2 separate regions of the Homo sapiens genome follow, and region 2 is linked to region 1. Evidence: read pairs that join two places in POLR2A ChIA-PET (ENCODE). Cell type or tissue: endothelial cell of umbilical vein. All regions are shown on one strand. Each heading gives the region's core, and the rest is flanking DNA. Links, peaks and the distances in the headings are about the cores only. Region 1 overlaps LOC124903877 (a long non-coding RNA gene). Region 2 overlaps FUCA1 (alpha-L-fucosidase 1).

Region 1 (16,338 bases), core at 10,618-14,617:
TCCACAAGGCAAGGAAATGATGCCTCAAGTCAACAGCCATGCGGTGAGTTTGGAAGTGGATTCTTCTCAAGCCAAGCCTTGAAATGACTGCAGTCTGTGATGACACCTTCATTGCAATCTTGTGAAAGACTCTGAACCAACTCTCAATCTTGAGAGAGCCTCGTCTTCTGGACGAGCTAAGCTGCACCCAGATTTCTGACCTACAGAAACCGTGAGTAAAACGTGTGTTGTTTCAAGCTGCTAAATTTTGGAATAATTTGTTATGCATCAATAAATAACAAATACAGCTGTTACACTTTCTATAAAAGTGTGTTATTGAATATACTTTTATATAATACTATAAAACTTTTTTTAATTTGGCAATCTATTTTGACACTTACCTTTAACAAAACATAACTTTTCTTTTTCTTTCTTTCTTTTTTTTTTTCTTGAGATAGGGCCTTTCTCTGTCGCCCAGGCTAGAGTGCAGTGGTAAAACCATGGCTCACTACAGCCTCAACCTCCTAGGCTCAAGTGATTCTCCCACCTCAGCCTCCTGAGTAACTACAGGCATGTGCCACTACGCCTGGCTAATTTTTTGTTTTTTGTAGAGATGGGGTCTTACTATATTGGCCAGGCTGGTCTGGAACTCCTAGACTCAAGCAATTCTCCTGCCTCGGCCCCCACTAAGTGCTCTGATTACAAGGATGAGTGACCACGCCTAGCCATGAAAATATACTTTTCTTCAACTTGATTTTTTTATTTTTTATTTATTTATTTTTTTAGATGGAGTCTCTCTCTGTCACCCAGGCTGGAGTGCAGTGGTGTGATCTTGGCTCACTGTAGCCTCCACCTCCCGGGTTCAAGCAATTCTCCTGCCTCAGCCTCCCAAGTAGCTGGGACTACAGATGTGCACCACCACGCCTGGCTAATTTTTGTATTTTTAGTAGGGACAGGGTTTCACCATGTTGACCAGGCTTGTCTCGAACTCCTGACTTTGGGTGACCCGCCCACCTCGGTCTCCCAAAGTGCTGGGATTACAGGTGTGAACCACCGTGCCCAGTCCAACTTGATTTCTTTAATGCCACAGTATGGGGCACAGTTTAGGACATGTTACCCCAAAATATGGCCTCTTTGACATTTGAGAAAACAGCAGAAGCATGAAGGGCTCTCTGACTTTCCACTATTCTTCCCTAAAGTAAGCCATGAAAGAATTCTCTGACTTTCCTTTAAAGCTGGAGTTATTCCCTGTACCCAGAGGAAGGGAATGAAGACACAGACACAGAGAAGAATTAGGACAAATAGGTTAAGTTCCCCTGGTGTATTATCAGAAAAGGTATTGGATTATACATTTTCTTCTTCCAGTCATACTTTGCATAACTGTCCATAAAACTAAAGTTTCCCCTGTTTCTTTCTTTGAGTCTTCATTTCTTTTTGTTTTCTTTTCTTTTCTTTCTTTTTTTTTTTTTTTTGAGACGGAGTCTCACTCTGTTGCCCAGGCCAGAGTGCAGTGGCAAGATCTCGGCTCACTGCAGCCTCTGCCTCCTGGGTTCAAGCAATTCTCCTGTCTCAGCCTCCTGAGTAGCTGGGATTATAGGCGCCCGCCACCACACCCGGCTAATTTTTTTATTATTTATTTATTTATTATTATAATTATTTTTGAGATGGAGTCTCGCTCTGTTGCCCAGGCTGGAGTGCAGTGGTGCGATCTCAGCTCACTGCAAGCTCTGCCTCCTGGGTTCAAGTGATTCTCCTGCCTCAGCCTCCTGAGGAGGTGGGACTACAGGCGCCTGCCACCACGCCTGGCTAATTTTTTGTATTTTTAGTGGAGACAGGATTTCACCGTGTTAGCCAGGATGGTCTTGATCTCCCGACCTCGTGATCTGCCCGCCTCGGCCTCCCAAAGTGCTGGGATTACAGGCGTAAGCCACCACGCCCGGCCTATTTTTTATTTATTTATTTTTTTTGAGATGGAGTCTTGCTCTGTTGCCCAGGCTGGAGTGCAATGGCGCGATCTTGGCTCACTGCAACCTCTGCCTCCTGGGTTCAAGCGATTCTCCTGCCTCAGCCTCCCGAGTAGCTGGGATTACAGGCGCTTGCCACCACGCCTGGCTAATTTTTACACCTGGCTAATTTTTGTATTTTTAGTAGAGATGGAGTTTCACCATGTTGGCCAGGCTGGTCTTGAACTCCTGACCTCAGGTGATCCACCCGCCTTGGCTTCCCAAAGGGTTGGGATTACAGGCATGAACCACCGTGCCTGGCGGAGTCTTAATTTCTTAGTCACCTATGTCACATAAAATTTGTATTAAATAGATTTATTATGCTTCTCTGTTGTTCTATGTTCTCTCTTTTCTTTCTTTTTTTTTTTTTTTTTTTTTTTTATTAGACAGAGTCTTACTCTGTCGCCCAGGCCTGACTACAGTGATGCAATCTTGGCTCACTGCAACCTCTGCCGCCCAGGTTCAAGCGATTCTCCTGTCTCAGCTTCCTGAGTAGCTGGGATTACAGGTGCCTTCCACCGCACCCGGCTAATTTTTGTATTTTCAGTAGAGACGGGGTTTCACCATCTTGGCCAGGCTGATCTTGAACTCTTGACCTCATGATCCACCCGTCTTGGCCTCCCAAAGTGCTGGGATTACAGGCGTGAGCCACCGTGCCTGGCCTATCTGTTCTTTCTTATGGGCTCTCAGCCGTGAATCCTGCGATGCGTAAGGGAAAGATCATCTTCTCTCCCTTACAGATGCCTAATTAATTACGTGAGGCCATGCCTTTTTTATACATGCATTTTTTCAACAGACACAGAGAAGTTTGAATAGGCTGCATCCTGTCAGTCAAGGGAATAGTTTGGCAAACAGGCAGCCATAATGGGATTTCCTACCGGGTTTCCAGGAAGGAAAGTCCCTGTGTATAGAGCCTGTAACTCTTATGCGTCCAGATCCTTGAAAAGGAAGGAAGAAGGGAGGGCTTGAAGTGTCAACTTTGCCAGGGTCTTACCAGATAAGGGCTGCCAAAAGGAGAACCCTGAGCCACAGTATTTGGTGGCAATTGTGGTCCTTGTATGTGGTCAATGCCTGCTCCAGGATCCTTCTAGTGGAGATAGCTGTCACAGAACTATTAGATACCATAGTTGATCTACATTTCATTATATTAGATTTTAAGGACATACAAGCAAATATATTACCCCTGAGATCAGGCAAGAGAGGCCCTTGCTCTGGGCTCCACAACCCCTTGCTCTGGGGTTAGAGAACCCCATGTCACAAGCATACATCAAATTAATTTATTAAATAAGATAAAAGTGAAATATTAGTCAGGGCACGGTGGCTAACGCCTGTAATCCCAGCACTTTGGGAGGCCGAGGCGGGCGGATCACCTCAGGTTGGGAGTTCAAGACCACCCTGACCAACATGGAGAAACCCTGCCTCTACTAAAAATACAAAATTAGCCGGGCATGGTGGTGCATGCCTGTAATCCCAGCTACTTGGGAGGCTAAGGCAGGAGAATCGCTTGAACCTGGGAGGCAGAGGTTGTGGTGAGACGAGATTGAGCCATTGCACTCTAGCATGGGCAAAAAGAGTGAAACTCCATCTCAAAAAAAAAAAAAAAAGAAAAGGAAATATTAGAATCAAATTACAAACAATAACTGTTAATGACACAGACAATTATCATTCTATCTTGAAATAAATGAACACAAGAATGAAAGTTCCTAGTCTAGCTGGGTGCGGTGGCTCACACCTGTAAATCCCAGCACTTTGGGAGGCCAAGGCGGGCAGATCACCTGAGGTCAGGAGTTCAAGATCAGCCTGGTCAACATGGTGAAAACCCGTCTCCACTAAAAATAAAAAAAAATAAAATAAATAAAAAATTAGCTGGGCTTGGTGGCTCACGCCCGTAATTCCAGCTACTCAGGAGGCTGAGGCAGAAGAATCGCTTGAACCCTGAAGGCGGAGGTTGCAGTGAGCCAAGATCATGTCACTGCACTCCAGCCTGGGTGACAGAGTGAGACTCTGTCTGGAAAAAAGAAAAAAATAAAGAAAGAAACTTGCAAGTCTAAATAAACTGAAATCTTCCAGCCACGGGTTCATAGGGGTCAAAGGACTGTGTGGCTACACGGGTTACTGCACATGACAAGAACATATGGGCATGTCTGCTACTCAGTGCTGGCACCACACAACCTGTAACGCTTGACAGCCATTCTTAGGACTAACACTGTTCACACCCCAGGGAAATGCTTCTGCACATCTTTTGCTCCATGACCTCGAAACAAAAGGCAACTGCATCCAAATGACATAAAAGGTTGGGGTTAATTTAGTTGTGAATGTAAATTTGTCAAGGTAGAAAGATAGAACATCTTTTATTATTTTAAATATTAGCTTTCTTATTTAAATATTTAGACAAATGACTATGTTGAAACAAAATCCATGGTATAAAGAAATACCTTTATTTTACTTTTTTTACTTCTTCTTTTTTTTTTTTTAGACAGGGTCTTGCTCTGTTGCTCAGGCTGAAGTGCAGTGGCACCATCAGAGCTCACGGCAGCCTCAACCTCCCAGGCTCAAGTGAATTTCCCATCTCAGCCTCCTGAGTAGCTAGGACTATAGGTGTGCACCACCATGCTTGGCTAAATTTTTTTTTTTTTAGACGGAGTTTTGTTCTTGTGGCCCAGGCTGGAGTGCAATAGTGTGACCTCGGCTCATGGCAACCTCTACCTCCTGGGTTCAAGTGATTCTCCTGCCTCAGCCTCCTGAGTAGCTGAGATTACAGGCATGAGCCACCATGCCTGGCTAATTTTGTATTTTTAGTAGAGATTGGGTTTCTCCACGTCGGTCAGGCTGGTCTCGAACTCCCGACCTTAGGTGATCTACCCCCCCACCCTCGGCCTCACAAAGTGCTGGGATTGCAGGTGTGAGCCACTGAGCCCGGCCGCCTGGCTAATTTTTTATTTTTTGTAAAGACAGGGTTTGACTATGTTGCCCAGGCTGGTCTTGAACTCCTGGACTCAAGCAATCCTCTTGCCTCAGGCTCCCAATGTTCTGGGATTACAAGTGTGAGCCACCACTCTCGGCCTACTTCTTCTTCTTCCTCATTTGTAAATACACATAACGTAAAATTTACCAACTTAACCATTTATAAATGTACAGTTTAATGAAATTAAGTACATTCGTATTCTTGTGCAACCATCATCACCATCCATCTCCAGGACTCTTTTTATCCTGCAAAACTGAAATTCTGTACCCATTAAATAATAACTCCTCATTTCCTCTCCTCTCAGCCCCTGCAACCACTGAAGTTCTACTTTCTGTCTCTTTAAATTTGACTACTCAAGAAACCTCATGTAAGTGGAATCATACAGTATTTGTCATTTGTAATTGGCTTATTTCACTTAGCATAATGTCCTTAAGGTTCATTTATGTTGTATCATGTGTCAAGATTTCCTAACTTTTTAAGACTGAATAATACTCCATTGTAAGTATATTATACATTTTGCTTATCCATTCATCCATGGATGGACACTTGGGTTGCTTCCATGCTTTAGCTATTGTGAATAATGCTTTGAACATGGGTATGCAATTATCTGAGACCCTGTTTTCCGATTCCATACCCAGAAGTGGAATCGCTAGCTCATATGGTAATTCTGTTTTTAAGTTTTTGAGGAACTGCCATACTATTTTCCACAGCAATCGTACCAATTTACATCCCCACCAATACTGCACAGAAATTGCAATTTTTCCACATCCTTGCCGATACTTGTTATTTTCTGTTTTTTGTTTTGGATAGTAGCATCCTAATGGGTGTTGGGTGGTACCTCATTGTGGTTTTGATTTACATTTCCCTCATGATTAGTGTTATTGAGCATCTTTTCATGTGCTTATTGGCATTTGTATATCTTCTTTGGATAAACGTCCATTCAAGCCCTTTGCACTTTTCTTTATTTTTTTTAAAGAGACAGAGTCTTGCTTTTTCACCCTGGCTGGAGTGCAGCGCAATGATAATAGCTCACCGCAACCTTGAACTCCTGGGCTCAAGCGATCCTCCCATGTCAGCCTCTCAAGTAGTTGGGAATACAGGCATGCATACCACATCTAGCTAACTTTTAATTTTTTTATAGAGATGGGGTTCTCACTGCGTTGCCAGGGCTGGTCTTGAACTCCTAGGTTTAAGTGATCCTTCTATCTCAGCCTCCCAAAGTGCTGGGATTACAGGCATAAGCCACTACACCCAGCTCTTTGCCCATTTTTGAATTAGTTTATTTCTTTTGTTGAGTTTTAGGAGCTATTTATAAATTCTGGATATTACTCCCTTATCAGATATATGATTTGCAAATGTTTTCTCTCATTCCATAATTTTCCTCTTCCCTCTGTTTGATAATGTCCTTTTTTTTTTTGAGACAAAGTCTCACTCAGTTGCCCAAGCTGGAGTGCAGTGGTGTGATCTTGGCTCACTACAACCTCTGCCTCCCGGATTCAAGCGATTCTCCTGCCTCAGCCTCCCAAGTATCTGGGACTACAGGTTTGTGCCACAATGCCCGGCCAATTTTTGTATTTTTAGTAGAGATGCGGTTTCATTATGTTGGCAAGGCTGGTCTCGGACTCCTGACCTCATGATCCGTCTGCCTTGTTCTCCCAAAGTGCGGGATTACAGGCGTGAGCCACTTTGCCCGGCTGATAGTGTTCTTTGATGCACAAAAGTTTTTGATTTTCATGTAGTCCCATTTGTCCATTTTTTCTTTTGTTACCTGTGCCTTTGGTGCTATAATCCAAGAAATTATTGCCAAATCCAATGTCATGAAGCTTTTGCCCTATGTTTTCTTTTAAGTTTTATAGTTTTATCTCTTACATTTAGGTCTTTGATCCATTTTGAGTTAATTTTCACATATGATGTTAGGTAAGGGTCTAACTTCATTCTTTGGTATTTTACATCCAGTTTTCCTAGCCCCATTTGTTGAAAAGATTGTCCTTTCTCCATTGAATGATTTTGGCATCTTTGACAAAAATTATTATACCATGTATGTGAGGGCTTATTTCTGGGCTCTTTATTCTGTGCTATTGGTCTATATGTCTGTCTTTATGCCAGTACCATACTATTTTAATTACTGTAGCTTTGTAGTGAGTTTTGAAATCAGGAAATGTGGGATGTCCAATTTTGGTCTTCTTTTTAAAGGTTGATTTGGCTATTCAAGGTCTCTTGAAATTCCTTATGAATTTTAGGGTGGATTTTTCTATTTCTGTAAAAAATGTTGGGATTTTGATAGGGATTGCATTGAATCTATAGAATGTTTTGAATAGTATTGACATCTTAACAATATTAAGTCTTCTCTAATCTATGATGTCTTTCCACTTACCTATGTCTTTGATTTCTTTCAGTAATGTTTTTTATTTCTCATGGTATAAGTCTCTCACCTTGGTTAACTCCTAAGTATTTTATTCTTTTTGATGCTATTATAAATGGAATTGTTTTCTTAATTTCTTTTTCAGATTATTAATCGTTAGTGTCTAGAAATGCAACAACTGACCTTTGTATGTTGACTTTGTACCCTGCTACTTTGCCAAAATTTTCAGATAGTTTGAACAGTTGTGTGTCTGTGTGTGATCTTTATGCATTTCCACATATAAGATTATACCATCTGCAAATGGAGAGAATTTTACTTCTTCTTTTCCAATTTCAATCCCTTTTTTTCTTTTTCTTGACTAATTGCTTTGGCTAGGACTTTCAGTTTTACGTTGAACAGAAGTGGTGAAAGCAGGCATTCTTGCCTTATTTCAGTCTTTCACCAGGGAGTATGATGTTGGCTGTATTTCATATATGGCTTTTATTATGTTGAGGTATTTTCTTCTGTTCCTAGTTTCTTGAGTGTTTTTATAATGAAAAAATGTTGAATTTTTTCAAATGCTTTCTCTGCATCAATTGAGCTAATCATGTGGAATTTTTTCCCCTTCAACCTATTAATGTGGTATATTACTTTGATTGATTTTCATATGTTAAACTATCTTTGCATTCCAGGAATAAATCCTACTTGGTCATGTGTATAAATAATCCTTTTAATATACTGTTGAATTCAGCTTGATAGTATTGTATTTTGTTAAGGGCTATTGTATCTATGTTCATAAGGGATACTGGTTCACAGTTCTCTTTTCTTGTGGTATCTTTGTGTGTCTTCAGTATCAGAGTAATGCTGGCCTCATAGCATTTGTTAGGAAGTGTTTCCTTCTTCCATTTTTTTGAAAGGTTGAGAAGGGTTGGTGTTAATTCTTTAAACATTTGATAGAATTCATAAGTGAAGCCCTCAGGTCCAGGGCTTTTCTTTGCCAGGAGATTTTTTTTTTTTTTTGGTCAGGAGATTTTCTATTACTGATTAAATCTCATTATTAGTTATAGGTCTATTCATATTTTCTATTTCTTCATGATTCAGTATTAGTAGGTTTTGTGTTTCTAGGAATTCATCCATTTCATCTAATGTATAGATGTGTGTATAATTATTCATAGTATTCTGTGTATAATTATTCAATGTATACTGTGTATAATTATTCATAGTATTCTCTTATAATCCTTTTCATTTGTGCCCACTTTCACTTCTGATTTTAGTAATTTGAGTCTTCTCTTTTTTTTTTAGCCAATCTAGCTAAAGATTTGCCTATTTTGTTAATCTTTTTGAAGAACCAACTCTGGGTTTAAAATTTTTCTCTATTATTTTTCTTTTTCTTTTTCCTTTTTTAAATTTTATTTATTTATTATTATTATTTTAGTAGAGACAAGGTCTATGTTGCCTAGGCTGATCTTGAACTGCTGAGCTCAAGTCATCCTCTCACCTCGGCCTTATAAAGTGCTGGGATTATAGGTGTGAGCCAATGTGCCTGGCATCTATGATTTTTCAATTCTCTATTTCATTCATCTCTGCTTTAATTTTTATTATTTCTTTCCATCTGCTAGTTTTGGGTTTAGCTTTTCTTTTCCTAGTTCCTTAAGTTGTAAAATTAAGTTGTTGATCTGAGATATTTCTTGTTTTTTAATATAAGCGCTTACAGCTATAAATTTTCCTATGAGCACTATTTTCATTGCATCCTATAAGTTTTGATATGTTGTCATTTCATTTTCATTTGTCTCTAAGTACTTAAAAAATTTTTTATGTATTTTAATAGAAAACTTACAGGAACAGCACAGAAGACAGACAATGTTAAACATATGTACTTGCATGTAGGACAACTCGGGTAGAAAATATAGTGAATGGATGGAATCCACTATATGACAAAAATGCTACAAACACCATTTAGTTGCCATCAATAAGAAATGTACTTCTTTTAGGCCGGGCGCGGTGGCTCACGCCTGTAATCCCAGCACTTTGGGAGGCCGAGACAGGTGGATCGCGCGGTCAGGAGATCGAGACCATCCTGGCTAACACGGTGAAACCCCCTCTCTACTAAAAATACAAAAAATTAGCTGGGCGTGGTGGCAGGCGCCTGTAGTCCCGGCTACTCGGGAGGCTGAGGCAGGAGAGTGGCGTGAACCCGGGAGGCGGAGCTTGCAGTGAGCCAAGATTGCGCCACTGCACTCCAGCCTGGGTGACAGAGCAAGACTCCGTCTCCAAAAAAAAAAAAATGTACTTGTTTTAAAAAAACCCAAATGCTGACATTGTCCAGAAAAATTTAACAGGTTTATTTGCAATTATTGTAAAGTTGAACCACTGAAACTTGTTCACTGAAACATTTTAACTTGCATTAATGCTTTATGTTTCTGCATTCATATTAAAAATTCACACACAAACGAAAATGGAAAAACTGCCAATACCTGATTTCTGTCCCCTATTTTTCCACTCGCAATCATATACTAGGTACCTTTTGACCCCATGGGAAAAAAATATCTAATGTTCAGAACTACCAATAACAGGAAGAAGAGAATTTTTTTTTTTTGAGAATGAAATGATTCCCATCATAGTGGATTCTTAAGCACGTTCTCCACGTATGCGGCGTGCTAGCTGCATGTCTTTTGGCATAATTGTTACACGTTTGGCATGGATAGCACACAGGTTGTTGTCTTCAAAAAGGCCAACCAGATAATCCTCACCTGCCTCCTGCAAAGTACCGACAGCTGAGCTCTGAAAGCGCAGATCTGTTTTAAAGTGCTAAGCGATTTCTCGCACCAGACCCTAGAAGGGAAGTTTGCGAATCAGAAGTTCAGTGGACTTCTGATAATGTCTAATATCACCGAGTGTCACAGTACCAGGCCTGTAACGATGAGGTTTCTTCACCCCTCCAGTAGAGGGCGCACTTTTGCGAGCGGCTTTCGTAGCCAGTTGCTTCCTGGGTTCTTTACTGCTTTGTACGAGTCATGGTACAGAGACCTCCTTACTTACCCCCCTTCTCCTTCGGCTGGAGCTCGGTGAGTGAGAGGTGGCGCTGGCCTTGGAGAGTGACAGTGGAGCGGCGGCGGCTGTGAACACAATTAAAAAAAATTTTTGTTTTTAATTTATTTAATTTTTTTAGATAGTCTCACTCTGTCACCCAGGATGGAGTGCAGTGGTGCAATCTCGGCTCACTGCAACCTCCACCTCCTGGGTCCAAGCAGTTCTCCTGCCTCAGCCTCCCGAGTAGCTGGGATTACAGGTGCACGCCACCAGGCCTGGCTAATTTTTGTATTTTTAGTAGAGACCGGGTTTCACCATGTTGGCCAAGCTGGTCTTGAACTCCTGATCTCAAGTGATCCACCTACCTCGGCCTCCCAAAGTTCTGGGATTACAGGCATGAGCTACCACGCCTGCCCTGTTTTTTGTTTTTGTTTTTTTTAAAAAGCAGGGTCTCACTCTGTTGCTCAGGCTGGAGAGCAGTGGCACAATCTTAGCTCACTGAAACCTTTGCCTCCTGGTTTCAAGTGATTTTTTTTTCCTGCCTCAGCCTCCAGAGTGGCTGGAATTACAGGTGCGCACCACCACGCCCGGCTAATTTTTGTATTTTTAGTAGAGACGGGGTTTCACCATGTTGGCCAGGGTGGTCTCGAACTCCTGACCTCAAGTCATCCACCTGCCTTGGCCTCCTAGATTTCTGGGATTACAGGTGTGAGCCACCATGTCTGGCCTTAACTATAGTTAAGGGTTGTAATCAGGGAGGAAGAAGGGCAGAAGACGGTAAGAAAGTTCCTACTTGACTAGAACTCTTGTGACATTTCCCTGGCCTGACAGATAGCTAAAGCTGCCTCTTTCTCTCATGGCACTTGTTCTTCAGCAAATTCTCTTCATGAGCTCTCTCGGCTGCAATTCCTTCACAGTGGGCAATGCTTCTCCTTAGGCTGATTGCTCCCTCAGCTTCTGCCTCTTAGTACAATATCTTGCTGTAAGACTGCCATTGCAGGGGCCACACTTGTGGGCTTTGAAAATAACTCTAGCCAGGCAGGTGGCTCACACCTGAAATCCCAGCACTTTGGGAGGCTGAGGCAGGCAGATCACTTGAGCCCAGGAGGCAGAGGTTGCAGTGAGCCGAGATCGCACCATTGCACTCCAGCCTGGGTAATAGGAGTGAAACCCTGTCTCACAAACAAACAAACAAACAATCAATCAAAGAAACAAAACACATGAGGATCTATAAATACTCTAGTTTTTTTTTCTTATTTTTTTCTAATCGGCAATGAGAATATACGTGCAATTTTACTGGCCAATGATAGCATGGAACCAGAAGGGTGGCTACCTCCCATTTAGAGCATACTGTATTCCGAGCGCTTCCTAGCAATATGGACCCTGAAGACTAGATCGGTGTAGCAGAGTGGCTAAGAGCAGGTTTTGGCATCAGGCTGACCCAGGTTCAAGTTCGAGGTATGTGACTTTGGGCAAATGACTTAGCCTACCTCTTTGAATCTCAGTTTACTCATCCATTTAATGAGGCAGTACTACTAGTGACCTCAGTAGGTTGTGATGAGAATTAAATAAGAATGCGTATCAATTGTTTAGGACAGGCCGATTCAATGGCTCATGCCTGTAATCCCAGCACTTTGAGGGGCTGAGGCAGGTGGATCACTAGAGCCTAGGAGTTCAAGACCAGCCTGGGCAACATGACGAAACCCTGTCTCTACAGAAAATACAAAAATTAGCCGGGCACGGTGGCATACACCTGTTGTCCCAGCTACTCGGGAGGCTGAGGCAGGAGGATTGCTTGAGCCCAGGAGGTTAATGCTGCAGTGAGCCGTGATCTCACCACTGCACTCCAACCTGGGTGACAGAGTGAGATCCTATTTAAAAAAAAAAAATTTTTTTTTTAAATTGCTTAGGACAGTGTACCTTGCTCATAGTAGAGTGCTCGATACTTATTGTTATTATTTAATGTGCAACACATTTGTAATATGCAAAGTATCATACCTTTGAATTGCATAAGTAACAGTTAAAACAAAACAAAATAAAGATATAACAGTCAAAGGCAAGGAGATGGTATAAATATTCAATCACGGTGAACTGGAATCAAGAGATCAGACTGAACTTGAGCAAGTTACTTCACCTCCTTTTGCCTTGGAAACTGTGGGCGAATGGCGACTCCTTTGTTGCCTGCTCTACCCAAGAGTGGAAGTCATGCCACGGTGTCACCTAGCAGTTTAATCATGTGTTAAGACTATGTCAATCTGTTCTTTTTTTTTTCTGCTGTGGCAAAATCCAGGCTCTCGGGCCATGGAAGCTTGACTCATAGTCTCTTTCCAAACCCAAGCCATCAGCCAGAGAACAAACACTGGCTTGCCTGACTCAGTGGAAATTCCAGACGTTTGTAGCTCATTAACTGCCAAATTGACAGCTATGGAGGCTGTGACGAATAAGTGGACCTCATTAGCTCCATGTTCCCCAGAAAAAGCTGTCCCACAGGCATACTTTGTACAAAGGCCATACGTAACACGTGATCTTTAAAAAAACCTTTTAAAATTCTTTTGACTATTTCCTGTCAAAAGAAATTCACCGCCAGGCGAGGTGGCTCATGCCTATAATCCCAACACTTTAGGAGGCCGAGGTGGGTGGGTCACCTGAGGTCAGGAGATCAAGACCAGCCCGACTAACATGGTGAAATCCTGTCTCTACTAAATACAAAAAATATGCTGGGCGTCATGGCACATGCCTGTAATCCCAGCTACTTGGGAGGCTGAGGCAGGAGAATCGCTTGAACCCAGGAGGTAGAGGTTGCAGTGAGCCGAGATTGTGCCATTGCACTCCAGCCTGGGCAACAAGAGTGAAACTCCGTCTCAAAAAAACAAAGAAATTCACCAACGTAAATTCACCAACTCCTCTTACAGATCCAATGTCAGGAAAGCAGCTATAAACAATAAGGACAGCGAACAGTATCCTCAAAGCCAGAAGCCTGGGACTGACTTTTAGCCTGATGGTGGGGGCATACACGGATACATAATTTCTGGAAAGTATTTGGTAATATGTATCAAAAGTCTTACCTGTATATTTACCTTGTGACCTAGTACTTTCACCCCTAAGAATTTATTTAAAGGAAATTTATTTACAGAAATGAAGATTTATTTATAGGGACATCCAACTCAGCATATAATAGCAAAAAATTGGAAATAACAGTGGAGAATAGTAAATTAATCAAAGATGGTCATAACATAAAATATGGCTAACAATGAATGTATATATACATGGAAACATGCTCACAATATCCTGAGTTTAAAAAGTGAAAAAAGGGGCGGGCGTGGTGGCTCACACCTGTAATCCCAGCACTTTGGGAGGCCAAGGTGGGTGGATCACATGAGGCCCAGGCGTTCAAGACCAGCCTGGCCAATATGGAGAAACGTCGTCTCTACTAAAAATACAAAAATTAGCTGGGCGTGGTGGCACATGCCTGTAATCCTAGCTACTCAGGAGGCTGAGGCAGGACAATCACTTGAACCTGAGAAGTGGAGGTTGCAGTGAGTTGAGATCATGCCACTGTACTCCAGTCTGGGCAACAGAGCTAGACTCTGCCTCAAAAAAAAAAAAAAAAAAAAAAAAAAAGTGAAAAAAGGTAACAATAGAATATATACCACTTTTCATCTTTGTAAAAAGGAAAAAAAAAGCTCAGTAACTAAGGGCTTTCTATGTGGCAGGCACTGTTCTAAGTACTGCAGAGATGTTGACTTACTTAATCATTACACAAATGTTAGGTATTGTTATTATCCCCAGTTCACAGATGGGGAAACTACAGCACGGAGAAGTTAAACAACCTGCCAAAGTCAGTCATATGCTAGAAAGCCACAGAGCTAAGGTGTGATGCTGAGCAGGTTTTGGTGTCTATGCCCCCACCACGACTCACACTGTCTCCTGGTATAGAAAAAAGACTGGAAGGACATACTTTCCAAGCGTTCACAATGCTTACTTCTGGGAAGTGAGATGTTGAGTGAATTCTACTTATTTTTTATCTGCCTTTTCTATAGTTAATGTGTTATTAATGAGACAAAACTCCAAAGAAAATGTTTAAAATACAAGACCTTTGTTGCAGAGGTGAACGAGTCTCTCTCAACCTCAGTTTCTTTATCTTTAGAGCAGCAACTGTGCCTACCTTATAAAGCTCATGGTAGGATTGAATGAAATAAAGCGAAAGCACTTGGATGACGTAGATTTAGAATATGTTAAAAAGATGTGTAGAAGATGTTAAAAATGCTAGGGGCTATTAAAATACAAAGTAGAGGCGGGGCGCGGTGGCGCTGAGCCTCAGTTTTTCACCTGTGAAAATGCTGACAGGACCGGGTGCGGTGGCTCACGCCTGCAATCCCAGCACTTTGGGAGGCCAAGGCAGGCGGATCACTTGAAGTTAGGAGTTCAAGACCAGCCTGGCCAACATGGTGAAACCCCATCTCTATTAAAAATACAAAAATTAGGCCAGGCACAGTGGCTCATGCCTGTAATCCCAGCACTTTGGGAGGCTGAGGCAGGCGGATCACTTGAGGTCAGGAGTTCAAGACCAGCCTGGCCAGCGTGGTAAAACCCTGTCTCTACCAAAAATCTAAAAAGTTAGCCAGGCGTGGTGGTACACACCTGTAATCCCAGCTACTTGGGAGGCTGAGGCAGGAGAATCGCTTGAGTCTGAGAGGTGGATGAGCTGAGATTGTGCCACTGCACTCCAGCCTGGGCCACAGAGTGAGACTCTGTCTCAAAATAAATAAATAAATAAATAAATAAATAAAAATTAGCAGGGTGTAATGGCAGGCGTCTGTAATCCCAGCTACTCGGGAGGCTGAGGCAGGAGAATCGCTTGAACCCAGGAGGCAGAGGTTGCAGTGAGCCGAGATTGCGCCACTGCACTCCAGCTTGGGTGACAGAACAAGACTCCATCTCAAAAAAAAAAAACAAAAAAACACAAACAAACACAAATAAAACGTAGAAAGTGATAAAGCAAGCATGTTTTACAGGAATCCAGAGAATACTGTCAACCAAACACTGTGTGGGAGCTTCAGTGGTTTCATGTCTCCTTTGATTCTCTTTAGAGCCTCCCATTATTTCTGAGCTGGGGATGGTGTGTCTCTTCCTCATGCCACAGGTGTGAATAGTTGGGGGACAGGCATTGTTATGGTCTTACATGTAAATAGATGGCTCCGATATACCATTATTTTGGGGGGAGTGAGCACGGTGTGTTCCAGATTTCCTCTTCCTATCAATGCAGGTAGCAGTCTCAGCCTGTTTCATAAATTCCTCTCAAGATCGCTGCCCATCTCTCCGTTCAGCCATTGGAGAGATCGCTGCCCGTCTCTCCGTTCAGCTTTGGCCTGGGGACTGAGGCCAAAACTCTGGAATGGGCCAAGAATTAGACGGCTGGGATCAACAAACTAGCAAGGAACCCCATGGCCGAGCTTGGGAGTCCACCTGTGTGAAAATCACTTTTAAAAGCTAATCTAAACAACTCTGGGTGTTCCGGAGCTAGTTTCTGACTTGTTGGGGTTATTTGGTGTTATCACCAACTTTGAGAATTACATAGGACAAAGGGGGTCTCCTTCATAAACATGCCTCCACACCAGGGGATTGCCCTTAGCAAAACTGAAAGCAGTGATTCTCAACTGGAGTGAGACATTGGAATCAACTGGATTGGAATAGCCGCAGCCCCGTGCTCAAAGATTCTGATTCTGGGATGGGGTCTGGGCATCAGAATCCTTTAAGGGTCTTGAAGGTTGGACCCCTGGATCAGCGTCGACAGGAGGCGTGGGAGTTCATCATTGACTTCCTGTGCCCCGTTTAGTAATTAGACCAAAATGGCTGCAATGGTTAAGAACAGATTTGACACTTCTCAGGAATGTCTGAGCAAGCAGGGAGGCAGCAGATGCTTCCCCAGGAAATGAATTCATGGTGTGGGGAGGGGTGTGTGTTTTGCAATCAGTTTGGCAACAAGATCAGAGCTCTGAGGCACATCGAAACAGTGGGCA
Region 2 (16,338 bases), core at 5,016-9,015, 110 kb before region 1:
TCCATCAACTGATGAACGGATAAACATGCAATGAAGTATTATTCAACCTTAAAAAAAGAGTAAAATTTTGATACCTGCTACAACATGGGTGAACCTTGAAATATTATGCTATAATATTATATGTTAAATGTTATGCTATAATAAGCCAGACACAAGATGACAAATATTGTATGATTCCACTTATATAAAATACCTAGAATGGCAAATTTATAAAGACAGAAAGTAAATTAGAGGTTCCCAGGGGCTGGGGTGGTGTGGGGAGAGGAATGGTGAGTTATTGCTTAATGGTCGTATAATTTCTGTTTGGGGTAATGAAAAATTTTAGAAATACGTAGCAGTAACGGTTGTGATACCGAAAGGAGGTACTGGGAAGGCAAGAGCATGGTCCCTATAAATGATAAGGAAAGGAGGGAAGGAAGTGCTGGGAAGGGAAGAGCATCGTCCCTATAAATGATAAGGAAAGGAGGGAAGGAAGTGCTGGGAAGGGAAGAGCATGGTCCCTATAAATGATAAGGAAAGGAGGGAAGGAAGTGCTGGGAAGGGAAGAGCATGGTCCCTATAAATGACATAAAAAGGAGGGAAGGAAGTGCTGGGAAGGGAAGAGCATGGTCCCTATAAATGACATAAAAAGGAGGGAAGGAAGTGCTGGGAAGGGAAGAGCATGGTCCCTATAAACGATAAGGAAAGGAGGGAAGGAAGTGCTGGGAAGGGAAGAGCGTCGTCCCTATAAATGATATGGAAAGGAGGGAAGGAAGTGCTGGGAAGGGAAGAGCATGGTCCCTATAAATGATAAGGAAAGGAGGGAAGGAAGTGCTGGGAAGGGAAGAGCATGGTCCCTATAAATGATAAGGAAAGGAGGGAAGGAAGTGCTGGGAAGGGAAGAGCATCGTCCCTATAAATGATAAGGAAAGGAGGGAAGGAAGTGCTGGGAAGGGAAGAGCATGGTCCCTATAAATGATAAGGAAAGGAGGGAAGGAAGTGCTGGGAAGGGAAGAGCATGGTCCCTATAAATGATAAGGAAAGGAGGGAAGGAAGTGCTGGGAAGGGAAGAGCATGGTCCCTATAAATGACATAAAAAGGAGGGAAGGAAGTGCTGGGAAGGGAAGAGCATGGTCCCTATAAATGACATATAAAGGAGGGAAGGAAGTGCTGGGAAGGGAAGAGCGTGGTCCCTATAAATGATAAGGAAAGGAGGGAAGGAAGTGCTGGGAAGGGAAGAGCGTGGTCCCTATAAATGATAAGGAAAGGAGGGAAGGAAGTGCTGGGAAGGGAAGAGCATGGTCCCTATAAATGATAAGGAAAGGAGGGAAGGAATTGCTGGGAAGGGAAGAGCATGGTCCCTATAAATGACATAAAAAGGAGCGAAGGAAGTGCTGGGAAGGGAAGAGCGTGGTCCCTATAAATGATAAGGAAAGGAGGGAAGGAAGTGCTGGGAAGGGAAGAGCATGGTCCCTATAAATGATATGGAAAGGTGGGAAGGAAGTGCTGGGAAGGGAAGAAGAGCATGGTCCCTATAAATGACATGGAAAGGTGGGAAGGAAGTGCTGGGTAGAGGAGGACGTGAGAACGTGGTCCTTGACTGCAGCTCCACCCCCACAGACCTAGGTGAGGACAGGCATTTTTGTTTTCCTGTCCCAATGTTGCGTTTCCCAAGACCACCCGGCCTGCCCCGCCCCCATCCTGTGCCTATAAAAACCCCCAAGACCTTAGCAGGCAGACACACAGGTAGCCGGACATGGAGAGGAGCACATCAGTGGAGGAACACACAGGCGGCTGGACGTCCAGAGGAGCACATCAGCAGGCACTGGCACGCCAGCAGGCCGCTGACCAGCAGAACGACGCAGAGTTTGGCTGGGACTGTGGAAGGGGGTCCCGGGCTGCTGAGTGGCCCCACTCCAGGGGAAAACCTTCCTACTCCATTCTCTTCTGGCTTCCAACATCTGCTAAGAGCTACCTCTACTCAATAAAACCTTGCACCCATTCTCTAAGCCCAGGTGTGATCCAATTCTTCTGGTACACCAAGGCAAGAACCCGGCATATAGAAAGCCCTCTCTGTCCTATGACAAGGTTGAGAGCCCACTCGAGCTGGTTAACTAACACAAGTCGCCTATAGACAGCAAAACTAAAAGAGCACCCTGTAACACACGCCCACTGGGGCTCCAGGAGCTGTAAGCATCCACCCCTACATGCTGCCGTGGGGTTGGAGGCCCACAGCCTCTGCCTGTCTGTATGCCCCCCTAGAGGTTTGAGCAGCCTGGCACTGAAGAAGCGAGCCACACCGCCCTCGCACGCCACACTCCCCTCGCACGCCACACCCCCGTCGCACGCCACACCCCCCTCGCACGCCACACCCCCGTCGCACGCCACACCCCCCTCGCACGCCCTGAGAGGGGGAAAAGGAACTTTACCCGTTTCAGTTGCACAACATTGTGAAAATAATGCCACTGAATTGTACACTTAAAAATGTTTAAAGTGACAAGTTTTATGTTACATATATTTTATCACACACAACAAAAGGGGTTAAACATACAGTTACCATATGACCCAGTAATTTCGCCTCTAGGTATATGAGGGGACTTTAAAAACTTATTGGAAAATGGAATCAAAATATTAAAATAAAAAATATAAACCTCATTTCTCAGTATAAGCTCTATCAAGGGCAAGACATTTTTGTAAAGCTATGATATGCATTTAGTTTACCTTTAAAGGGCAGAGGGTCCTGGGAATTAAACCACGTCAATGCAGTCTTTTTTGCATTATTAACTGAAGAAAAATGGGTGCCTTTTAAAGATTTTTTTTTTTTTTTTTTTTTTTTGAGACGGAGTCTCTCTCTGTCGTCCAGGCTGGAGTGCAGTGGCACAATCTCGGTTCACTGCAAGCTCCGCCTTCCGGGTTCACGCCATTCTCCTGCCTCAGCCTCCCGAGTAGCTGGGACTACAGGCGCCCGCCATCACGCCCAGCTAATTTTTTGTATTTTTAGTAGAGACGGGGTTTCACCGTGTTAGTCAGGATGGTCTCGATCTCCTGACCTCGTGATCTACCGGCCTCCAGCTTTTTTTTTTTTTTTTTTTTTTTGGAGTCTCGCTTTGTCGCCCAGGCTTGAGTGCAGTGGCGCAATCTCGGCTCACTGCAACCTCTGCTTCCCGGGTTCAAGCAATTCTCGTGCCTCAGCCTCCTGAGTAGCTGAGATTACAGGTGCCTGCCACCACACCGGGCTAATTTTTGTATTTTTAGTAGAGACGGGGTTTCACTGTGTTCGCCAGGATGGTCTCGATCTCCTGACCTCGTGATCCGCCCGCCTCGACCTCCCAAAGTGCTGGGATTACAGGCTTGAGCCACTGCGCCCGGCCCCTTTAAAGATTTTTTTAAGATTACAAAACAATAAGAAGTCAGGAGCGTTGTCCTGAAGTGGGGAAGTACTCTTTGGTGAAGCTTTCCCTGGCCTTTCTGTTTGTTTGTTTTTGAGACAGAGTCTCACTCTGTTGCCCAGGCTGGAGTGCAGTGGCACAATCTCGGCTCACTGAAACCTCCTCCTCCCAGGTTCAAGTGATTGGGAGGCCAAGGCGGGCAGATCAGTAGGTCAGGAGTTCGAGACCAGACTGACCAACATGGTGAAACCCCGTCTCTACTAAAAATACAAAAATTAGTCGCTTATGGTGGCGCAGCCACTCAGGCTGAGGCAGAATTTCTTGAACCTGGGAAGCAGAGTTGCAGTGAGCCGAGATTGTACCACCGCACTCCAGCCTAGGCGACAAGAGCAAGACTCCACCTCAAAAAAAATAAAAATAAATAAATAAATAAATAAATAAATAAATAAATAAAAGTTCTGCTTTATAAAGCTGAGGTGGTGAGTTTAAAAAATTATTTTATTATTATTATTTTTTTTTGAGACGATGTTTCGCTCTTGCTGCCCAGGCTAGAGTGCAGTGGCTCGATCTTGGCTCACTGCAACTTCCACCTCCTGAGTTCAAGCAATTCTTCTGCCTCAGCCTCCTGAGTAGCTGGGACTACAGGCACGCACCACTAGGCTAATTTTTGTATTTTTAGTAGAGACAGGGTTTCACCATAATGGCCAGACTGGTCTCGAATCCCTGACCTTGTGATCCATCCACCTTGGCCTCCCAAAGTGCTGGGATTACAGGCATGGGCCACCGCACCTGGCCTATCTGGGTGCAATACTTTTAGCACCCATTCAGTGGAAAGTTTGCTGAACTTTTTCAGTCAGAATTGTGTAAGCCGAACCAATTAGATGTCTATGATGTTGGCTGTTGTTTGGGCTGTTAATCGCCAGTTCTCTTCAGTTGGGACACAAAGTGAATTTTTTCCTCAAAAATTGATATAGATGATCTGCTGCTGCAGGCCTCACCTTCAACATTGTCTTACACTTTCTTAAAATAAGTTATCCATTTGTAAACTGCTGATTTATTTGAGGCATTGTTCTCATAAACTTTTCATAAAGCATCAGTGATTTCACCTTCTTCCACTGAAGCTTCATCATAAATCTGATGTTTGTCTGGGTGTGGTGGCTCACGCCTGTAATTCCAGCACTTTGGGTGGCCGAGGCAGGCAGATCACCTGAGGTCAGGAGTTCGAGACCAGCCTGGCCAACCTGGTGAAACCCCGTCTCTACTAAAAATACAAAAAGTTGGCTGGGCGTGGTGGCAGGTGCCTGTCATCCCAGCTACTTGGGAGGCTGAGGCAGGAGAATCTCTTCAACCTGGGAGGCAAAGGTTGCAGTGAGCCGTGATTGCGCCACTGCCCTCAAGCCTGGATGACAGAGCAAGACACTGCCTCAAAAAAAAATGTTGATGTTTGTTCTTGCTTCAATTTTAGCAGAATTCATATTGCTCTGATAGGGGCACTTTTCAAACTGATGTCTTTTTTTTTCCTTAGTGCCTCAAAGTAGATTCTGTGGCAGTAGAGGGGATGGAGTAGTGTGAAGTTATTTGCAACTATGTACAAGTTTTCCCTTCTGTTCTGGTGCCTGGGAAGATAAGCACAGTGCAAAATAAGATTTTTTTTGAGACGGAGTTTCCTAAGATAAGCACAGTGCAAAAATAGTTTGTCACGCTAGGATTTTGTGGCAAATGAGAGTGAGTGGCCTCCCAAGGTCCCTAGCTGAAGAGTTGAGACACACTGTGGGTCTTTATAAGGCGTTCAACCCACTCTTCATTGCAATCCATCCTGACCTTGCCTGGTCATTTCAACACTGAATGACTTTAGACATTTGAGTTCAGGTCAAATCTTTTAAGGCATTCAATTTATTATCTCCATTGTGGAAGATCCTGCAACATGGATTTACTGGATACAGATTTAGTAGCAAGATCTGATACAGTCTGGAAAACTTAAGAATTGAGGTCAGGCGTGGTAGCTCACGCCTATAATCCCAGCACTTTGGAAGGTGGAGGTGGGAGGATGGCTTGAGGCCAGGAGTTCAAGTTTAAGAACCAGGACACACCTTGGACCTCCATTTTGTAAGGGGTTCCATCCACATCTTCACAGCAAACCATCTGCACCCGTCACTCTCCACAGACCTATTCCACCTGCTCAGGGAAAGGAAACAACACACCTTGGACCTTGATTTGTAAGAAGCTGAAATTACTTATCTCTATCATAACTATCCTGGAATCTGAAATCATGTCCAACAGCACAGATTTACTCCAGATACTAGATGCAGTCTGGGTCTCAGAGATGGGAACACAGTTTGAGATTTGATTTTACAAGGAGTTGGATCTACCTGTCTCTGTTGGAACTAGCCTGCAATCAAATCCAATAGCGTGGATTTACTTCAGACATTGGATGCAACATTGAAGATTTAAGGATTAGGGACACATTTGGGACTCAATTTTGAAAGGAGTTTCTCCAAGTTTTCATAGCAGCCATTCTTGAATAACACTCAACAAAGCTGATTTACTCAAGACATTGGATACAGCCAGGCGTGGTGGCTCACGCTTGTAATCCCAGCACTTTGGGAAGCTGAGGTGGGCGGATCACTTGAGAATAGGAGTTCAAGACCAGCCTGGTCAACATGGCGAAACCCTGTCTTGTCTAAAAACACAAAAAAATTAGCCGGGTGTGGTGGTGGGTGCCTGTAATCCCAGCCACTCGGGAGGCTGAGGCAGGAAAATCACTTGAACCCAGGAGGCAGAGGCTGCAGTGAGCCAAGATCAAACCATTGCAATCCAGCCTGGGCAACAAGAGTGAAACTCCATCTCAAAAAAAAAAAATGACATTGGATACAATATTGAATTATTGTTGGGGACACATTGGGGGCTTGATTTTGAAAGGAGTTGGGCTGTCAGTTTTCTTAGCTGCCATCATTGAATAATGCCCAAGAGCACGGGTACACTTGAAACATTGGACGTATTGAAGACATAGTGTTGGGGCCATACTTTGGAATTAAATTTTTGAGGACTTGGTTCTTCTACTCCTCTTGATAAAAATGATCCTGGATTCATGCCGTAAACCACTCCAGACATTTGGTGTCTTCTAGAAGATTTAAGAGCTGAGAACATTTTGGCCAGGCGCAGTGGCTCACACCTGTAATCCTAGCACTTTGGGAGGCTGAGGCGGGCAGATCACTTGAGGTCAGGAGTTCGAGATCAGCCTGGCAACGTGGTGAAACCCCGTCTCTACTAAAAATACACGTGCCTGTAATCCCAGCTACTCGGGAGGCTGTGGCAGGTGAATCCCTTGAACCTGGGAGGTGGAGGTTGCAGTAAGTCAAGATCATGCCACTGCATGACTCTGTCTTAAAAAAAAAATCTGAGAACATTTCTAGGGCTGGAATTTTGCGATTTTGCCACCAGGAGTTGGAATTTTTCATGGATTCACCCAACAGGATTTGCTCAACACATTCTACAAAGTCAGCAAGGCTGGGTCAAGAAAACTCCAAAAGGTCTGAGAGAGGCTGCCTGGCACCATCTTGTCACCCTTGCATCCCCTTCCTTTGGGAAATGGAAGCTGGAAACTTGGGGCCATTGGAGCTGCAATGGTTTGGTGCTTCTTGCACAACTCTTGCTAATTTCATTTTAGTTACTTATATCTTTGGTTATGATAAATGGAATATTTTCATTGTATTCTAGTTTCTGGACTGTAGAAATGTAATTGATTTTTGTCTCTGATCCAACAACTTATTAATTCTAATAATTCATTTGTATATTATTTGAGGTTTTCTATGTGGACAGTTTCATCACCTGAGAACAATGACAGTTTGGTTTAATCCTTGCTGCTCCTTACATCCCTTTACTTCCTTTGCTTTTTAAATTTTATTATTTAGAGACGGGGTTTTGATCTGTCACCCAGGCTGGAGTCTAGTGGTGTGATCCATCTCAGCTCACTGCAGCCTCGACCTCCCAGGCTCAAGCAATCCTCCCACCTAAGCCTTCCAAATAGCTGAGACTACAGGTGTGCACCACCACGCCTGGTTACTTTTTGTATTTTCTGTAGAGATGGGGTCTTGCTATGTTGCCCAGGCTGGTCTGGAACTCCTGGACTCAAGAAATCCACCCGCCTCTCCTTCCCAAAGTGTTAGGATTACAGGCGTGAGCCACTGTACCTGGCCTTCATTACTTCTTTCCAGCCTTCTTTTTAACATAAACATTTAACGCTATATTTTCCTGAAGTACTTTTATTTTTAAAGCTACATCTTATAAGGTTCAATATATAGTGTTACTATCATTCCAAGTATTTTCTTTTCTTTTTTTTTTAGAAGTGTGCATGAAGTTGCTTTAAGACTGTGAAGAACCATATAAGCAATATTATTATCATCAGCTTGCTCTCTAATTCTGGGCAGAAAGTGATCTAATTAAAATTGGCTGTGCTAATCTACTTACACTAATGTGTTACTTTTTTCTTTCACAACCAGGCTTCATTTGCCTCACAAGAACTACATATTTGGAATTCTTTATATCTCATGGCACAATCCATAAATTTATGAATCAGTAACATAATGAGTTAGTGTATTTTAACTTTTACAAACACAGTTTTTTCTTCTCCAAGTTTTTGTTATTGTTCTTTAATTATATTGTAGACACTAAATAGCTTATATGATGTTGCTTCTTTGGTATTTGAGATTTGCAAATGTTCCATATGTGCTTGAGAAAAACACATATTCCTTAAATGTTGGATAAAGATTTCTAAATATATCTACTTGGCTGGGTGTGGTGGCTCACACCTGTAATCCCAGCACTCTGGAAGGCTGTGAGGTAGGTGGATCACTTGAGCCCAGGAGTTCGAGACTAGCCTGGGCAACATGGTGAAACCCCGTCTCTACAAAAAAAAAAAAAAAAAAAAAATTAGCTGGGCATCGTGGTGTGCCTATAGTCCCAGCTACTTGGGAGGCTGAGGAGGAAGGATCACTTGAACCTGGGAGGTGAAGGTTGCAGTGAGCCGAGATCACACCACTGTACTCCAGCCTGGGCAACAGAGCAAGACTCTGCCTCAAAACAAAACAAAACAAGATTTCTAAACATATCTATTAAGGAAAAATTAAATAGAAAACTTGATTAGATCTCTAACAAAGAGGCTGAACTGGTAGTCAATTCAGAAGAATGGTATTAGAAGTGAGAAGCAGAAAAAACACAGGAATTACATTTTTTGTTCAGTGTTAAGGAGATTTTGCAAATCTCCTTAAAAAAAAAACACACACAAACCAGAAACTGATCTTAAAGCTATAAGCAGTATAAGTTGAAACTAGGAAAAGAAAGCTATACCATGTTTTTTTGGTAGAAATGATTGTGATGTACAAATTTTTTATTTGATCATACTTAAAAAGACAGAGCAGAATCACATTCATTTTCTTAATAGTATCACTGTAAACATAGCGAATTTTGGCGCTTTTAGATTGCTCTGAAAATTTCTGAAGAGTTGACCATAGCAGCCTGGTAAGCCTTTTCCTTTCCCCCAAAGCTCTCCTGCCCTTTGCAGAAAGACTGTTGGTGACAACTGATGCTAACTAAATAGCATGTGGTTGAGCTTGCCAAATCCTTCCACCTCCTCCCATAGGCAACAGGGTGACTTGGCTTAAAGGCATTGAGTAAGCAAGTAGGTTATCAGAGAACAGAGGGAAGATTCCATTGTAGATAATTTCCAAATATTACAATTGATGAACTCAGAGTTCAACTGCTCAGTTCCTTCTTCTGCTGACCTGATACAGATATAATCACAATGGATCTCAGATCTTTGGTCCATTTAGACATCAGGGTAATGTACTCAGTTCCTTTAATTAAAATGTGTTGGAAAAGCCATCTCTGGGTGGAGAAGAGAAGTTCGTTGATTATAGTGATGGTACTATAAGAGAAAAACTGAAGCAGGAAAACAGTGAGCAGCGCCTCTTTCTTCTTGCACTCAAATGATTACTTCACTCCTGTCAGCTTTATAGTCCAAGCAAACTCTGCGGGGACAGCAGAGGGTGGCAACTGGGGTAGAGAGATGAAGAGACCTTTATCTGGATCTGTGGACCACTTCAGATCTCCTTGAATTCCCAGCATTGTTATCTGCAGAAAACAAAAGGGAATGAAACAAACTGGTAATGCACTAATGAGTATAGAATACAGGCTGACTATGGTAGGAAACAGCCACGCTGGGCCAGGGCAGGAAAGCCAGTCTAAAAGAGGTGTGAATATGGGAGAAACCTGGCAGGGAAGGAAGAAAGGAAGGATCTGCCAATTCCTTTACAGAAAGTTACATCTTAAGACTGACTAAGCCTCTTTACCTTTGTAGTTGAGGTAGTTATGGGGGATTCAAGGTTTAAGACTCCATTTTCTGGCCAGTGCAGAAAAATGGCATAAACAGCCGATCCCTTTGAGGTATACCTGGGAAAACAGAAACAACACTGTCAAAGATACCTGACTTGTTATCCTGATATACAACTTTATACATTTCCTCCTTTTTAATGTTAATTTTCTTTTCTTTTCTTTTTTTTTTTTTTGAGACAGAGTCTCCCTCTGTTGCCCAGGCTGGAGTGCAATGGTGTGATGTTGGCTCACTGTAACCTCCGCCTCCTGGGTTCAAGCAATTCTTGTGGTTCAGCCTCCTGAGTCACTGGATTACAGGTGTGCACCACCACGCCTGGCTAACTTTTGTATTTTTAGTAGAGATGGCATTTTGCTATGTTGACCAGGCTGGTCTTGAACTCCTGGCCTCAAGTGATCCACCTGCATTGGCCTCCCAAAGTGCTGGGATTACAAGTATGAGCCATTGCACTCAGCTCCTTATTTATTTTTTTTTTGAGACGAAGCCTTGTTGTCCAGGCTCTTGTTGTCCAGGATGGAGTGCAGTGGCGTGATCTTGGCTCACTACAACCTCCACTTCCCAGGTTCAAGCAATTCTCCTGCCTCAGGCTCCTGAGTAACTGGGATTACAGGTGCCTGCCACCATACCCTGCTAATTTTTGTATTTTTAGTAAAGACGGGGTTTCGCCATGTTGGCCAGACTGGTCTTGAACTCCTGACCTCAGGTGATCCACCCGCCTCGGCCTCCCAAAGTGTTCGGATTACAGGCGTGAGTCACTGTTTTGGGCCTAATTTCTTTTTTTTTAAGTGATGGAGTCTTGCTGTGTTGCCCAACACAACTTGCTGTGTTGTGCTGGGCTCAAGTGATCCTCCCACCTTGGCCTTAGAAAGTGCTGGGATTACAGGCATGAAGCACTGCACAAGGCCACTCATTCCCCTTTCAATTATCTACCAAATCCCAGTCCTCGAGTCTGTCACTGTTACTAGGGAGCACCAATAACTCAATACCAATGAAGGTGTGCAGGAAGGAGGCAGTCTATAAAACTCTATCTGGTGATACTATCTATTTTCCCTACCAATTGGGTTAAGTTGTCTTTAAAAATTATCTCCTACATCAGTTACTGCAAATAAATAGAGCCATTTACCTTATTATTCAAATCTCTTTTCTATTCCAAATCCATGTGAAAATAGCAGAGACTATAACAAGGACAAGACATGCAATGAAAACAAATTTGTTGTTCAGAGATTTCTTTTTTTTTTTTTCTGAGACTGCACCCAGCCTGTTCTGAAATTTCACTATGTTTAGAGAAGAGGATGAAAATCACTACTATGGTTTGAATGCATCTCCCAAATCTCATGATGGAAACTTAATCCCCAAATTCATATGTCGATGGTATAGTATTTAGAGGTGAGGCCTTTGGGAAGTAATTAGGATCATATAAGGTAATCAGGGCAGGGCCCCATGATGGGACTGATGGCTTTATAAAAGGAAGAAAGACCTGAGTGGACATGCCCACTCTCATCCCCAACCATGTCATGATGTAGCAGGAAGGCCCTTACCAGATGCTGGTGCTATGCTCTTGAACTTCCCAGCCTCCAGAACTGTGAGCTAAATAAACCTCTATTCTTTAAAAATTATCCAGTCTAAGCCAGGTGCAGTGGCTCATGCCTGTAATCCCAGCACTTTGAGAGGCAGAGGCAGGTGGATCACTTGAGGCCAGGAGTTTGAGACCAGCCTGGCCAACATGGTGAAACCCCATCTCTACTAAAAATGCAAAAATTAGCTGGGCGTGGTGGCGGGTGCCTATAATCCCAGCTGCTTGGGAGGCTGAGGCAGGAGAATTGCTTGAACCTTGGAGGCAGAGGTTGCAGTGAGCTGAGATTCTGCCACTGTACTCCAACCTGGGTGACAGAGTGAGACTGTCTAAAAAATAATAATAAAATAAAATAAAAATCCAGCCTGTGGGATTCAGTTATAGCAACAGAAAATGGACTAAGACAACCACTAAACAGAAACTCATCCAAAACAGAGGGATTAATAGAGGGATTAGATCCAGAGACCTAAGCTCTCTGGTATAATAAAAGCAGTTCCCTTTAATTGAACACTGAGTTTGTGCCTGGCACTCATCTCATTTAATCCTCACAACACTATAAAGCATCATCACTCCATTCTGCAGTGGAAAAAATGGGGCCCAAGATCAAATAACTAGATCCAGAAGTCCAAGTATGAATGGAAAGAATTTTGGATGGGGCTCCGTACAATCCAAGCATTCATTATTACTATTTTTAGGGGGCAGGGTAATAATCTCAATAAATTGACTGATGCTTTGTTGCTCCTTCCCTTTTCACCAAACCCACTCTCTCCCTTCACTAGTCAAAGATAACCAAGTAGCCTGAGACATAACTCAAATGGGGTACAAATTTTATAGGAAAATAACCTTCTGGATTTTCTCAAGGCAACTTCCAGCCTGGCTTGTGACATTGTGGACCCAAGGAGATACCAGTTCCGGATGGGGCACTGTTCTGTTCTTACACACAACAGAAGACAAGACTCACCATACAGATGTTGTGTTCTTTTCCCATTGCACCCGCCATGGTTTGGAGGCATAGATAGCCTCCCCATTGATGCTCAGCCATTTCCCAACAGCAAGAAGCCTTTCTTGGAAGATGGGAACAATCAGTCCATCTTTAGTTGGTCCAATGTTCAGAAGATAGTTGCCTCCCAAACTTACTGTCTGAACCAGTTCCTGGAGAGAACAGAAACAATGAAAGTCTAGCTATGAATGCCAAGCCTGGCATCATGCTTAAAATAGACAGAGAAGAAAAAGAATCTAGGGCACACTCTGTTTTTTAAATATCCTCTGCTGTTTTAATTTTTTTTTTTTTCTTTTTGAGCTGGAGTTTCACTCTTGTCGCCCAGGCTAGAGTGCAATGGCGTGATCTTGGCTCAACTGCATCTCGGCTCACTGCAACCTCCACCTCCCTGTTCAAGCGATTCTCCTGCCTCAGTCTCCTGAGTAGCTGGAATTACAGGCATGCGCCACCACATCCAGCTAATATCATTCTATTTTTAGTAGAGACAGGGTTTCACCACGTTGGCCAGGCCAGTCTCAAAACTCCTGACCTCAGGTGATCTGCCTGCCTTGGCCTCCCGAAGTGCTGGGATCACAAGCATGAGTCACCGCACCTGAGCTAAAAATTCTCTCTCTATATATATTTTTGTCACTATAAAAGCAGGTTAGGCTCATGTGAGTAAATGAAAAATCAGGCTATATTATATTAACTTGAATTTCAGGGAGTGGCCATGGAGCACTTCCTGTGACACTGTACTTCTCATGGTGCTGAGTGCAGTGGGAAGGGTCATGCCCCAGAAACATGAGGTGTGGGCAGGGAAGCTGAGAATTTCAGGACATTCCTTACGCATTGGGCTATATAAATGAACATGCTGCCCCTTTGGGAAAACTGCTATAAAGAGATACGTTCTTTTTTTTTTTTTTTTTTTTTTTTTGAGACGGACTCTTGCTCTGTCTCCCAGGCTGGAGTGCAGTGGCACAATCTCGGCTCACTGCAACCTCCGCCTCCTGGGTTCAAGTGATTCTCCTGCCTCAGGCTCCCGAGTAGCTGGGACTACAGGTGCGCACCACCATGCCCAGTTAATTTTTGTATTTTTAGTAGAGATGGGGTTTCACTATGTTGGCCAGGCTGGTCTTGAACTCCTGACTTTGTGATCCACCTATCTCAGCCTCCCAAAGTGCTGGTATTACAGGTGTGAGCCACCGTGCTCAGCCAAGAGATACATTCTTTAAGACTTCTGGAGTGGGATTTGGGTGTGTGTGTTTTTACTGTGACCTTGAACAGGTATTATACATATCCAGGCAGCTCAGAAAAACTAAGGTTATATAGAGAAAATTTTAAATTCATTACAGAATTTGAAGAATTCAGACAGGCATGGTGGATCACACCTGTAATCCCAGCACTTTGGGAAGCCAGGACAGGTGGATTACCTGAGGTCAGGAGTTTGAGACCAGCCTGGCCAACGTGGTGAAGGCCCTGTCTCTACTAAAAATACAAAAATTAGCTGGGCACAGTGGTAGGCACCTGTAGTCCCAGCTATGCGGGAGGCTGAGGCAAGAGAATCACTTGAACCCGGGAGGTGGAGGTTGCAGCAAGCTGAGATCGTGCCATTGCACTCCAGCCTGGGCAACAAGAGCGAAATTCCATCTCAAAAAAAAAAAAAAAAGAATTAAAGAATTCATTATAAGAATTCATTACAGTACTCCAAGTGACACCACACCATTAACTTTTGATGTCTTCTTCTAGTCTTTTTCCTATGTAGTTAATTTTATATAGTTGTAATAATATGTAACTTATTTTATTTATTTATTATTATTTAAAAAAAATTTTTGTTTCAGACGGAGTCTAGCTCTGTCACCCAGGCTGGAGTGCAGTGGCGCAATCTCAGCTCACTGCAACCTCTGCCTCCTGGGTTCAAGCAATTCTCCTGCCTCAGCCTCCTGAGTAGCTGGGATTATAGGCATGTGCCACCACGCCCAGCTAATTTTTTTTGTATTTTTTAGTAGAGACGGGGTTTCACCACATTGGCCAGGATGGTCTCGAATTCCTGACTTTGTGATCCACCCTCCTTGGCCTCCCAAAGTGCTGGGATTACAGGTGTCAGCCACCGTGCCTGGCCACTTATTTTTATTTTTTAAAATAGAGATGGGGTCTCACTATGTTGTTTAGGCTGGTCTTAAACTCCTGCCCTCAAGCAATCCTCTTGTCTTGGTCTCCCAAAGTGTTGGAGTTACAAGTGTGAGCCACCACCATGCCCAGCCAATATGTAACTTTATTAAAAATAATAATAATAATAGAGATGGGGTCTTTCTATTTTGGCCAGGCTGGTCTTGAACTCCTGGCCTCAAAGGATCCTCCCACCTTGGCCTCCTAAAGTGTTGGCATTACAGGTATGAGCCACTGTGCCCAGCCAATATGTAACTGTTTTTTCATTCAGTGCTCTAAACATTAACCCATATTAAATTTGTCAACATTTTTATGGTTACCAGGAGTTCGAGACAAGCCTGGCCAACATGAAGAAACCCTGTCTCTACTAAAAACACAAAAATAAGCTGGGCATGGTGGCACGTGCCTGTATTCCCAGCTATTCGGGAGGCTGAGGCAGGAGAATTGCTTGAACCCGGGAGACGGCGGTTGCAGCAGACCGAGATCGCACCACTGCACTCTAGCCTGGGTGACAGAGTGAAGTTCGTTCATAAATAAATAAATAAATATACACATACATACATACATACATACATACATACATACATACATACATACAAATAATCCTGGGAAGGACCTCTGCACAACTTTCTTGTGTAACTCTAATTATTTCCTTAGGACAGGTTTCTGTTAGTCTATTCAATGTCCTTAAAAGGGTTCTATTGACCTGCACTTCTATCCAGAGTACTTCCATCACTCTTACATAAAAAAGCTGGTTTTGCAGCCATAAAAGAGAATGTGTCCTTTGCAGGGACATGGATGAAGCTGGACATCACTCTTACATAAAAAAGCTGGTTTTGCAGCCATAAAAAAGAATGAGTTCATGTCCTTTGCAGGGACATGGATGAAGCTGGAAACCATCATTCTTAGCAAACTAACACAGGAACAGAAAACCAAACACCACATGTTCTCACTCATAAGTGGGAGTTGAACAATGAGAACACATGGGACACAGGAAGAGGAACATCACACACCAGGGCTTGTTGGAATGTGGGGGTGAGGGGAGGGAGAGCATTAGGACAAATACCTAATGCATGTGGGGCTTAAAACCTAGATATCGGGTTGATAGTTTGCAACAAACCATCATGGCACATGTATACCTATGAAACAAACCTGCACACTCTGCACTTGTATCCCAGAATTTAAAGTAAAATTTAAAAAAAGAGGAAAAAAATAATTAAAATCAATCATATAGTATGTTAGAAGGTAATAATAATAATAATAATAATAAAAAGTGGTTTGAGATCCATAGTTAAAAAATAGTGAACTCAGGCCAGCTGCCATGGCTCATGCCTGTAATCCAGTGCTTTGGGAGGCTGAGGCTAGATCTCTTGAGGCCAGGAGTTTGAGACCAGCCTGGGCAACATAGCAAGACCCTGTCTCTACAAAAAATTTAAAAATTAGCTGGTTGTAGAGGTGCACACCTGTAGTTCTAGCTACTCAGGAGGCTGAGGTGGGAGGACCACTTGAGCCCCAGGAGTTTGAGGTTACAGTGAGGTATGATCGTGCCACTGCGCTATTGCCTGCATGACAGAGCAAGACCCCATTTCATTAAAAAAAACAAAAAACTCCCCTCTCCCTCTCCCTCTCCCCCCTCTCCCTCTCCCCACGGTCTCCCTCTCCCTCTCTTTCCACGGTCTCCCACTGATGCCGAGCCGAAGCTGGACTGTACTGCTGCCACCTCGGGTCACTGCAGCCTCCCTGCCTGATTCTCCTGCCTCAGCCTGCCGAGTGCCTGCGATTGCAGGTGCGCGCCACCACGCCTGACTGGTTTTCGTATTTTTTTGGTGGAGACGGGGTTTCGCTGTGTTGGCCGGGCTGGTCT

The links. Peaks named below come from ENCODE experiments on the same cell type or tissue, not always from the same donor. Only the 100,000 strongest peaks of a DNase experiment are listed, where the experiment ranks them.
Region 2: POLR2A ChIA-PET joins it to region 1 with 5 read pairs; 5 of 35 experiments call an interaction of 5 or more read pairs at or near these places.

The regions. Positions count from the first base shown.
Region 1 is chr1:23,939,099-23,955,436 of GRCh38, forward strand. LOC124903877 (a long non-coding RNA gene) reads right to left here. Exons shown (of 4, transcript XR_007065541.1): 3 at 13,972-13,978; 4 at 9,711-9,787. It also overlaps the pseudogene H3P1. Among named protein-coding and RNA genes, the nearest start is that of PNRC2, 13 kb to the right of the region's middle. RefSeq lists a silencer at 10,344-10,564. In endothelial cell of umbilical vein, for the core only: no CTCF peak of the experiment used is centred there; a DNase peak (open chromatin) is centred at 12,693; H3K27ac peaks cover 550 bases.
Region 2 is chr1:23,836,359-23,852,696 of GRCh38, forward strand. It overlaps FUCA1 (alpha-L-fucosidase 1), which reads right to left. Exons shown (of 8, transcript NM_000147.5): 6 at 12,291-12,481; 7 at 9,716-9,815; 8 at 8,719-9,497. The coding sequence ends at 9,357. It overlaps LOC105376861 (a long non-coding RNA gene), which reads right to left and starts at 2,278. Exons shown (of 3, transcript XR_947068.2): 1 at 1,706-2,278. In endothelial cell of umbilical vein, for the core only: no CTCF peak of the experiment used is centred there; no DNase peak of the experiment used is centred there; H3K27me3 peaks cover 716 bases.